Regions from separate parts of the Homo sapiens genome. Here region 2 is linked to region 1. The links are chromatin contacts, found by POLR2A ChIA-PET in ENCODE. All regions are on one chromosome and are shown on one strand. Each heading gives the region's core, a stretch centred on a gene start or an enhancer-like site at or near the end of the contact. The rest is flanking DNA. Distances are from core to core; before and after follow the strand shown.

What was found. ChIA-PET counts read pairs that join two places held with the same protein, here RNA polymerase II (POLR2A).
Region 2: POLR2A ChIA-PET joins it to region 1 with 15 read pairs in A673. The contact joins two enhancer-like sites. POLR2A ChIA-PET finds 5 or more read pairs at or near these places in 2 of 52 experiments (A673 and H1).

What each region holds. Positions count from the first base shown.
Region 1 is chr3:147,927,413-147,932,748 of GRCh38, forward strand. No RefSeq gene overlaps it. Among named protein-coding and RNA genes, the nearest start is that of LINC02032, 150 kb to the right of the region's middle. Within about 2 kb of position 3,204, at least 2 of the 41 ENCODE cell types and tissues checked have a DNase peak (open chromatin) inside an H3K27ac peak, as active enhancers do.
Region 2 is chr3:152,190,551-152,195,886 of GRCh38, forward strand. All of the region lies in intron 1 of LINC02917 (long intergenic non-protein coding RNA 2917), which reads right to left. The region is part of intron 1 of LOC101928166 (a long non-coding RNA gene); the gene reads right to left. Among named protein-coding and RNA genes, the nearest start is that of LINC02917, 12 kb to the right of the region's middle. Within about 2 kb of position 3,206, at least 7 of the 41 ENCODE cell types and tissues checked have a DNase peak (open chromatin) inside an H3K27ac peak, as active enhancers do.

The DNA.
Region 1 (5,336 bases), core at 1,954-4,453:
TCCCTTATATAATAACAAAGTTCATTGAAAAAAGGAGCTTTTATTGATGTGGTGGACATTTACTGTCCATTCCATATTCTTAATCACAGGAAAGCCATCTTTCTCTTACCCATGTGTGGATGGTATTTTCTCCCCCTACCTGATTCCTGGAAATGACATAGATAGATCCAAATCATGGACAATCATTTTTTGACCTCAATTATTTCTTTAATTTGTATTTTTAATTAAAAATAATATTGTATGTATTTGTGTTCATGGACAATCATCTCTTGACCTCAATTATTTCTTTAATTTTTATTTTTAATTTAAAACAATATTGTATATATTTGGGTGGTATAATGTGATGTTTTATTATATTATACATTGTGGAATGATAATATCAAGCTAATTAAAACATCCATCCCCTTATGTACTTTAAAATATTTATTATTTATTTATGTATTATTTTAAAGATGGGGGTTTCCCACTCTGTTGCCCAGGCTGGAGTGCAATGGCACAGTCATGCCCACTGCAAACTCAGAATCCTGGGCTCAGCCTCCGGAGTAGCTGGGATTACACATGTGAGCCACTGCACCTGGCAAAAAGCTACTCTTTTAGCAATTTTGATTTTTCTTTTTCTTTACCATTCTTAGCAGATAAGAATGAAGCCATTCCAAAGTGTAGAAACAAGAGAGAAAAAGAAAAAAATTAAATCCTAACAATACCATTTGAATCCCAGGATCTAGTCACCCCCGAAGTCTGAATATTTCAATGAAGCAATAAATTTCCTTTTGACAACTAATTCCCATTTGACAATTTACGGTTTAACATAGCCTGACAGAATGAAAACAATATTGTCCTCAGAGATGAAAACCTACTCTAGCTTTGGTCCTTCTGTTTTCTTGGTATGTGACTTTAGACCAACCCATTGAAGTGTGTATTGTCAACTTGGCACTTCTACTCCTATGCAAGGATGGGAATTACATTTTCCAGAATCCCTTTCCCTGCATGGTTCTGAGTTAGAGTTGCCCAAGAAAGGAATTTACGTGAGATTTGGAAGATAGAAGTGAGGAAGCCATTACTCTTGGAAGGCCATGGTAGTCAGATGCTTTAAGGGACAGATACAAAAGTCCCCAGTGAGCCCCAGTTCATCATTGCTCTACTGTTGCTCCATGTCCAGCATGTCTTTCTGATTTCGGGCCCTGCCAACTCACCATGCCCTCAGGCGCAACATTACAGGCTTGGCTGTGAGATTATAGGTATGTCAGGGCTTAGAACAAAATACTGAAATTATCTGACTTACCTCACCTGAAAGTAGGTAATAAGACCCTCATTCCAGAGATGTCCTGTCCTGTCCCAGAGGCCAAAAAGGATCTAAACAGATAGACCTTGCTGGGCACCCCCTACACACACTAATTTATTACCATTAGATCATACACTTTTTGTCCAATCATGCTTTTACATAACTGTCTATTCTTCATTGAACCTAAGCGTAAAGATACAGTTTTCCTCTGGTCTTTGTGTCTTCATTTCTGAAGGATTCCATGTCACATAAAACTTCAAAAAGGTTCATACGTCAAATAAAACTTTGATAAATAAATTTGTTATGTTTTTCCTCTTGTTAATCTGTCTTTTGTTATAGGGGTGTCAGCCATGACCCTAGTAATGGGTGAAGAAAAGGTATTACTTTTTCTCCCCTGCAGAAGCAACATGTTCTCCAGAGAGGATAGTTTCCACAGACACCTCCATACATCATAGTGCAACTTTGCTATCAGATGAGCACAGTTTCTCATATTTTCCTACAAGCACTTACTTGTTCTCCTGGGCCACTGCTTCTTGTAAATCTGGCATTGATTATATCTCTGATTCTCTACTCCCTTCTTCCAGACTTTCACTTAAACAGCTCCCACCAACATTCATAGAAGATCTAATTCTTATACTAAATTTCTTATTGCCAAAGTACTTGCATTAGTTTTGTTTTCTTTATGGACCTCAACTTATAAGACCAGTTATTTACTCTCTTAAGCCCTATCCTCCTTGCCTATAAAAAATGAGTTGTCCTGCTTGATACACACAGCTGTAATGAGAATCTGGTGATAATGGGTCTGGTGTGTAAAGTGTAAATGGATGACCTTTTTGGAGCCTGAATGTTGGTCCTCTAGAGCAAATGCCTTTGCTTTAGCATGCAGGACATTACTACTTTTTTTTCTTATATAAGTAAACCCTCAAAAGTAAAAAAAAGGGTTTCTAACCTAAAGAAAATGAGTGTACATATGCTTTAGAAGTAAAAAACTAAAAGGCAAGTTCAGTTGAAATTTTATTTCAAGAATGTGCCTATTTCTTGATCCTTTAATTTTCTTTCTTCTTTTCATTCCTAGAGACAATATTGAAGTTTCATCATTAATCACTGATTCACCTTAAAATATAGCTTTTCCCTCATTATTACCGAGGAGATCTCACAACTTCACCTTCTTCCATTTCAAATCATTTTGACTCCAAGCCTATTTCTTTGCATGAAAGATAAAAAATAATGAATTGTCAAAACTTCAGTCAGATGGGATTCAATCTTGTTTTTATCTACACAAAGCTTCTCTATATAGTTACTTGAAGATTACACACACACACACACACACACAGACACACACACACACATATATATTTAAAGCTACTAACCAGTTTTATGTCTTAAAAGAACTCTATCATTAGGGCAGAAATATTAAACTGAACAGAAATGTTATGGAGAAAAATACATTTTAACTTGAGCTTTTGCTCGGTATAGAGAATTACTGTCCTGATTGTTCTGATGCAAGCACCTCTTTTTGTTTGTAATAAAGTATATAATGGGTATTCTACAGTGAATGCATCCTTCCTACACAGTGATTTCCATCAATGTATAATTAAAAGTGGATTTCCTTTTCCTTTTTGGATGGTGGGAGGGAGGGGCTGGTAAACCTGGTTAAAGAAGGGAGAACAAAGAGAACTTTCATGAGTTCCTCTGCAAACAGTCTATCAGTTACAATTCGTAGTGTTCGAATAGCAGCACTATTCTAAAGAAGTTCTGGAATTAAAAAAAAAAAAAGTCAAGCAGGGAGTCCGAGGAAAATTCAGCCCGCATGCCAACTAAGGGAAAGAAAGAAAAAGGCAGGGGGGGAAACCCTATCTTTTGTTGTAAAAAGAACTAATGAAGCTGCTGTTAAAACTGTCCACAGTGACACAACAAGGGTGTACACCCACACACATTGTTAAAATGCCAGTCATCCCTGGTAATGGGAAAAGGAAATGCTGTGATTTAAAGGAGGTGGTGGCACACACTGCTTTTAGAGTTTAACTTTGGAAATCTTAGTGAGGGCACACTTTGGCCAGTGTTGACTGCCAGAAGTTAGTACAAAGATGTGTAAAGTTGTCTACTTCTGTCTTAAAGAAGAGATGGACTAGTGGAGGGTAAAATCCCATTGTCATTATAAATTGCTAATTAAATAATTATCAATTAGTTGGGCAGACAGAACTCATTCCAGTGTATTCCTTAGAGAGCTGTCAATAAAGAAAAACTGTAATTTTGATTCTTTTCTTTTTACAATATTCTTGCCTAGAGGTGCTAAATAGAGGTAATATATGTTATGTTCTATGTTAGGTGTTTCACATAGGCTATAATGCATTATTGATCAAAGATGAATACCTATTATAGCCAGCAATCATTAATTTTTGTTATTCTAGTTGTATGGCATTATTTCAGTGTAATAACTAATCGGGCCATTTTTCAATGAACAACACAATATAGTATTTATTTTCCAGCAAAAAAAAAAATCCCAATACTACATTTTCTAAAATACTACAGAGAAAATATTTTAGGAAACAAAAATGTCAACCAGTATTTTTTTAAAAATCAAACTGTATCTGCATTCTTAATGGCAAAAGCGTTTTATTTAAAACTTTTAGTTATATACATTCACTAACATGATATTATAGATAATTTAAAAACAGCCAATCATTTTAAAAGTAATTAGGAGAAAGAAACATTCAGAAGTAAATAAATATATATAATGTATACACACATATACATATATTTATATATAATATATAAAGTAAATATACATAAATGTTTACATATTGTTATATTATATATTTACATAAAATATTATATATATTCATATATAATCTCTATTGTGAATTTAGGACTTTTGAGACTTAAAGATAAGTATTGATAAGATGCTTCAATTTTGCAAGTGTTAAAAGTTTTCAAAAGTGTTCGGTTTTCAGGGGATGAGATTTTTTTCTGAAACCCAGATCAGGGACTTGTGAATAAACAAAGCCCAAAGAATATAAAATCTGGAAAGATGGAAACTGAATTCCTAAGAAATCCAGTTGCATTTAAATATGAATGGGTTTGTTGCAGTCCTGTTATATATGTAGATCACTTCTGCCTTTGTAGAGAAATATGGAGCTCTGAACCTCTGCACTTGTCTTCTTTATTAACTATGAATTTGAAAAAGATTGCAAGTTTACTAACAACTTCAGAAAATTTGGTAGCATGTTATGGAAAACAAGTAGTAAGTACAATAAATTTATGTTAGTAGCTAGTGAGGAAAACATTTTTCTTTCTGTTAGGACATTTTCTACTGTGAATCTGCATAATGTTCAATTTTGTTATGAAAATAATAAAATTTTAAAATTTGACTTTACAACCACTTATTTACATAACAGCCATCTTGAATACACAAACCCAGCACTCCTTATTATATTCCATTAACTACCTCACAACAGATAAAAAGGCATCTCTTGAAATAGTCTGATGTCCCTTCTAGACAACAGTTTACTTTTGGGGACTTGGAATCAACTGGCATCTCAAAAATCTTAAAAGAGCTTCATTATGGCAAAGTTCTTAATTTGATTTACTTTAAGGAATACTTAATGGTTAAAGGTCTTTACTATGTTGTTTTATTGAATTCTTGTCCATGGTTCAGGATTGATCCACTTCAACCTTTCAGCAGGGAGTAGTTTTCCAGGGAGGCCCAGCAGGACTCCAAATCAATAAGGTTAATAGACATGGGGCCACGCAGTCAGAGGTGATATGGCTGGCATTTCTGATGCCAATGAAGACAAGTTCTGGTGTCACTTTTGTGCTGGCAACAATGTTACCCTGATTATCTGGAGCATAGGGTTGTTAAGTGTTAACAGGACTGTGAATGGCCCATTAATCCGAATTATTTTAAAGGAACTAGTTCAATTTTACTGTTCTTTAAATTATTGGTGTCCATTATTTTTGAAATATCAACTGCCCCCTTGCTGTAGAAAACATTGGCGTTCAGTTCTGTTTGTCTGAGTGCCCCCAGCAGCAGATTGTGACCATAAAATGTTAG
Region 2 (5,336 bases), core at 1,956-4,455, 4.3 Mb after region 1:
GGAATACTAAACTGAATGGCATCTTCTGGTATTAACTCACATCCCCATTCTCAGTAGCAGCCATGAGTTTCTAGAATTGGTGATGTCTGTTAACATGCTTTCAATGAAAGCAACAGAGGATGCTACTCAAAATAGCTCTAAACATTAGACAATGTATAACCTTGCATATCCAGAGGATTTTATCATTGACCCAGGAACTATTCAACTTTTCTTTCTAATTCCTCAGCTTTGCCCTCAGGCTTATCTCTTCCACCTAATTGCAAGTGGCTGTAGCAGCTCCAATTATTGCATTCTCATCCCTCAAAAAGACTACAAAACTGCGTATCTTTCCCTTGTCCCTCTTATTAAGTAATAACAGTTTTTCCAGGTGCCTCCCAACAGGCTTTCCTTTGTGTCTCATCAGCTGAGTTACATCATGTGACCATTTCCATTTCTATTACTGGAAAGATAAATAACTGGTTTAAACTAACCAATATTTACCCTCCTATCGTGAGAGAAGTCAGACTTAAAGCAAATGGTCTCCCATTACTTCAACAACTCACAATTCTGTGTATACATGGAAGGAGCAGAAATAGGGGAGAGCAATGTCTATCACAAGTACCTAAAAAATAAATGTTTTGGGTGCACAATTACAAAAAGAAAAAAAAATCAAAAAAAGAAAATGTAAGTTTAAAATAATCTCAGAGGAAAAATAAAATAGAAATTACCTTAAAATGTCAATAAATAAATATATTGCATTTTATATTGTCATTGGAAATTATGTTAAGGGAAAACTGGTGCAGCTAAAAAGAAATTTTTTTTTGAAAAAATATCTTACAACAGCTAAATTAGGAGAAATGAGAGCTATATAAATTATCACAATTTAGTTAATATTCTTCTATCCTGCCTGTTAAAATGGGCCTCCAATTGACATTTAAAAAATATGCTTAATTAGATTCACAGATTAAACTTTTCTACTGCAGTTAATTTAACTACTTTCTAGGTAGATTTTATATATATATATGTATATATATGTGTATATATATGTATATATATGTGTATATATATGTATATATATGTGTATATATGTATATATGTGTGTATATATATGTATATGTGTGTGTATATATATGTATATGTGTGTATATATATGTGTATATATATGTGTATATATGTGTATATATATATGTGTATATATATGTGTATATATGTGTATATATATATGTGTATATATGTGTATATATATATACACACACACACATATACATATGTGTGTATATCCGTGCATGTATATGCATATATATGTATGTGTACTTATACACTTTTATGAAGAACTGATCCTGGTTCTATAGAAGGGGAGAAGCAGAGTCCAATATAGATTGATTTTGTTTATAAAAAGAATTTTTTACAAGATGTCTTTTATACACACCTGTGAAATATTTGTTGCTCTGTAGATGAATGTGTTGGCACTCTGCCCCACAGAGTTTTATATATTTTACAACTAAAATGTCTTCCTAATTTTTTTCATTAGATAAAACGTTTCCATGCTATAACAACAACAACAAAATTGTCAGGGGTCTAACTGTGCTTCTCCATCCCCGCTCCTAAAGCCTATATTTTGGGAGCAGAAATTTAAAAAATGAGTGCCTCCTTCCCGATGTCAGAGCAAAAGCCAGATATCTCAGAGAGCAACTCCCCACAAGGGTGAGGATGTGGTTCACTGTGTGTACAGTGCATCAAGGCAATTTCTGTGCTGTTTGCTTTCTTCCCAAACCCCGTCTCTCTCTGCTCCTCAATCTAGATACTCATGCCCCCCAGAATTAGAAAACACTCTGCTTTCCAGCAGTCTCTCCACCATCACATATGGGCACACTCTCATGTGTGCTTAAAACTTTTCAGCCTGATATACATTTTCTATGGACTGAGGCTGCCTTCCATAGACTTGATAGCTACCTAGGCATCAGGACTAAGAAGATACACATAACCATGGTATGATGTAAAAGAAGAATAATCCAAGCACCCTTTCATTATTATTTAATAAGCATTTATTATCTGCCAGGAACTATGGATAAAGATATTAAGAACAGGTGTTCTTAATTAGCCAGGCATGGTGGCATGTGCCTGTAATCCCAGCTACTCGGGAGGCTGAGGTGGGAGAATTGCTTGAACCTGGAGGCAGAAGTGGCAGGGAGCGGAGATCGTGCCACTGCACTCTAGCTTGGGCAACTCCGTCTCAAAATAAATAAATAAATAAATAAATAAAGTGGTCTTTATACTCAAGGAGCATTTGGCTAGAGAGAAAGAGAGAAAATGATAAAAATAATTAAGTACAGGAAGATAATGAGGTGTCATGAAAGATGTACAATGTATAAGTAGGCCACCAAGGAGGAATTCTCTCTGAGGACTTCAGAAAAAAAGATCAAGGGATGATATTTTGTTCATTAATGATACAGGTTTACTATATCCCATCATTGCAAAACGAATGCACTCTATTAACGAAATCATAACTCCACATCTCTAAATAATCACCAAATAGACATAATGCTGGATTTACTCAGTCCTGCTTGGTTGCATAAGTTTGAAATTCACCTTCTTTCAAAGCAGTGTTTTTAGTCACTAATTTCACAATCTGTTAATAGTTTATCTGAAAGATAATAATGTTCTGCAATTGTTATTAATGAAAAGAGTTTTCTGTCACTGTTGAACAAGGAGTGATGACCCAAACCCAGGTTCAGTACACGCATGAGGTAGTCCACTGAGATCCATAGAAGGCTTTCATGAAATAGACTTGGAATCTGTACATTTTGCCAAGAGGCAATGAATTGAAAGGTATGTCGTTTAAAGTCCTATTTACTCTGCAGGCACCTTTTTGACTCACTGCTAAAAGTACCCATAAAAACTCCTCTTGAGCTAAAACAGTTTAAGTTGTCAACTGCACTAAGGAGGCCATAATCCATGGATCATGATCCAAACAGATAGTGAGAGCTCAGCCTGTCATATTGAAGCTTAGTAAGAAAATTTTGATTGTAGCTTGGTGAACTGATTAATGAACTAAAAAAAAATTCTTCTGAATTCTTAAAGGGGCTTCTCGTACTCTGAAAAGATTGATTCAGTCAATAATTTTCAATATTTACCCCAGCTTCTCATAAATATTTCTTAGCACTGTTCTTATCTAGACTAAAAACGAAACTAGTTCTTCCAGGCACCCAAAGCCACAAAGCTTCAGCTGTAGAAGGTCCAATTCAGTCATTCATTACCAGGCGCACATATAATGTGGTTAATCCGTCCTAATTGAAGGTTTTTTACTGCTTTTGCTTTTTCTGCAAACTTCCGTAGACTCATCAGCATGGTCCTGAATGAAATGTATTTCTCCACATTGATATCTCTCACTCGTACTTGCGATATGCGACAGGTGGCAAATAATTTACAAAATGCAAAGAGATCTGTTGCCTAGTAAACAATGCCTGGGACTTTAACTTACTCATTTCCTAGTGTTGGGGATGTAGATTTGAGAAGTAATTACACACAAAAAAATTCTGCTTCAGTTGAGAGGGTTCCAGTAATATCTGAGTAAGTCACAAGTGACCACATCAATATAGAGCTCAATGTGTTATTTAAGAAATAGTACAACTGAGAGGCCGGGCGCGGTGGCTCACGCCTATAATCCCAGCACTTTGGGAGGCAGAGGCGGGCGGATCTCAAGGTCAGGAGATCGAGACCATCCTGGCTAACACGGCGAAACCCCGTCTCTACTAAAAATACAAAAAAAAAAAAAAAAAAAAAAAATTAGCAGGGCTTGGCGGCGTGCGTCTGTAGTCCCAGCTACTCCGGAGGCTGAGGCAGGAGAATGGCGTGAATCCGGGAGGCGGAGCTTGCAGTGAGCCGAGATCGCGCCACTGCACTCCAGCCTGGGCAACAGAGTGAGATTCTGTCTCAAAAAGAAAGAAAGAAAGAAATAGTACACTTGAGAACTGAAGATGTTTCCTAAAGGAGAACTTTGCTCATTTCTAAGCCATCCATCACATAACTCATATGAGACTCATATGGTGTGCCTGGAGTATAATAGACCCTAGTAAAAAAATGACCTGCAGAACTATTCCAATTAGATCCTGTTGGCCCTTGAATCATTAATTCACTCAGCAAGTTTACATTCATTGAAGATTGGCTACATAATTTTGGGGGGCTCAATTCAAAATGAAAATTCAGGGTCCTTTTAAAAAAGTATTAAGAAATTCAGAACAATGGCATCTGAGCATTAAAGCAAGAGTGTGCCCTTCTAAGTGCAGGATCCTGTGTAATTAATTACACAAGTCCCACTCAGAAACCCAGTCTTATATTCATTACCTATTGTGCATTGTGTTGAACAATGCATGGAACAAAAACATGAATAAGAAATAGTCAATGGCCAAGCATGGTGGCTCACACCTGTAATTCCAACATTTTGGGAGGCTGAGGCAGAAGGATCACCTGAGCCCAGGAGTTTGAGACCAGCCTGGGCAACATGGTGAGACCCCATTTCAACAAAAGATGAATAAGTTATCTTTATTAACAAAAATAAACATTTAAAAAATTAAAAATAAATAGATCTTGCCTCCAAGCAGTTTACAATCTAGGATCATACCTAAAATCTGTAAGTGTTGTTAATTACATTAAAAATATTCATTACTCAGGTTAGAAGAAGAAATGAAGGAGTATATCCACTTTGGCTACCTGGGAAGTGTATTCTCTCTATGGGCAATTCCCTCACACTATGTAATGGACACACTTGTGTTTTTTATAAACTTCAGTGCATTTGAAAATGCTGTTCTTTATGACTGAACTGATTTCCATCGAATCTTTGCTTGGCTAATCCTGCCCATGCTTCAGGTCTCACAGTTTTACCAACTGAGAGATTGAATTAGATCGCCAGTTTCACTCTCATAACTCTCCAGATCTTGCCTTCCAAGTGTCTATCATAAGTTTTTAGTTTTATATTTAAGTTGGTGTTTTTTGTTTTTTGTTTTGTTTTGTTTTGAGATGGAGCCTCACTCTGTTGCCCAGGCTGGAGTGCAGTGGCGATCTCAGCTCACTGCAGCCTCCGCCTCCTGGGTTCAAGTGATTCTCCTGTCTCAGCCTCCTGAGTAGCTGAGACTACAGGCACCCGCCACCACGCCCAGCTAATTTTTTGTATTTTTAGTAGAGACAGGGTTTCACCGTGTTAGCCAGGATGGTCTCGATCTCCTGATCTGGTAATCCACCCACCTCGGCCTCCCAAAGTGCTGGGATTACAGGCGTGCGCCACTGTGCCCGGCCGGTGTTTTGTTTTCATTTACTAAAAACTCCATGAATGCAGGGAAGCATCCTTCATTGCTGTTCAC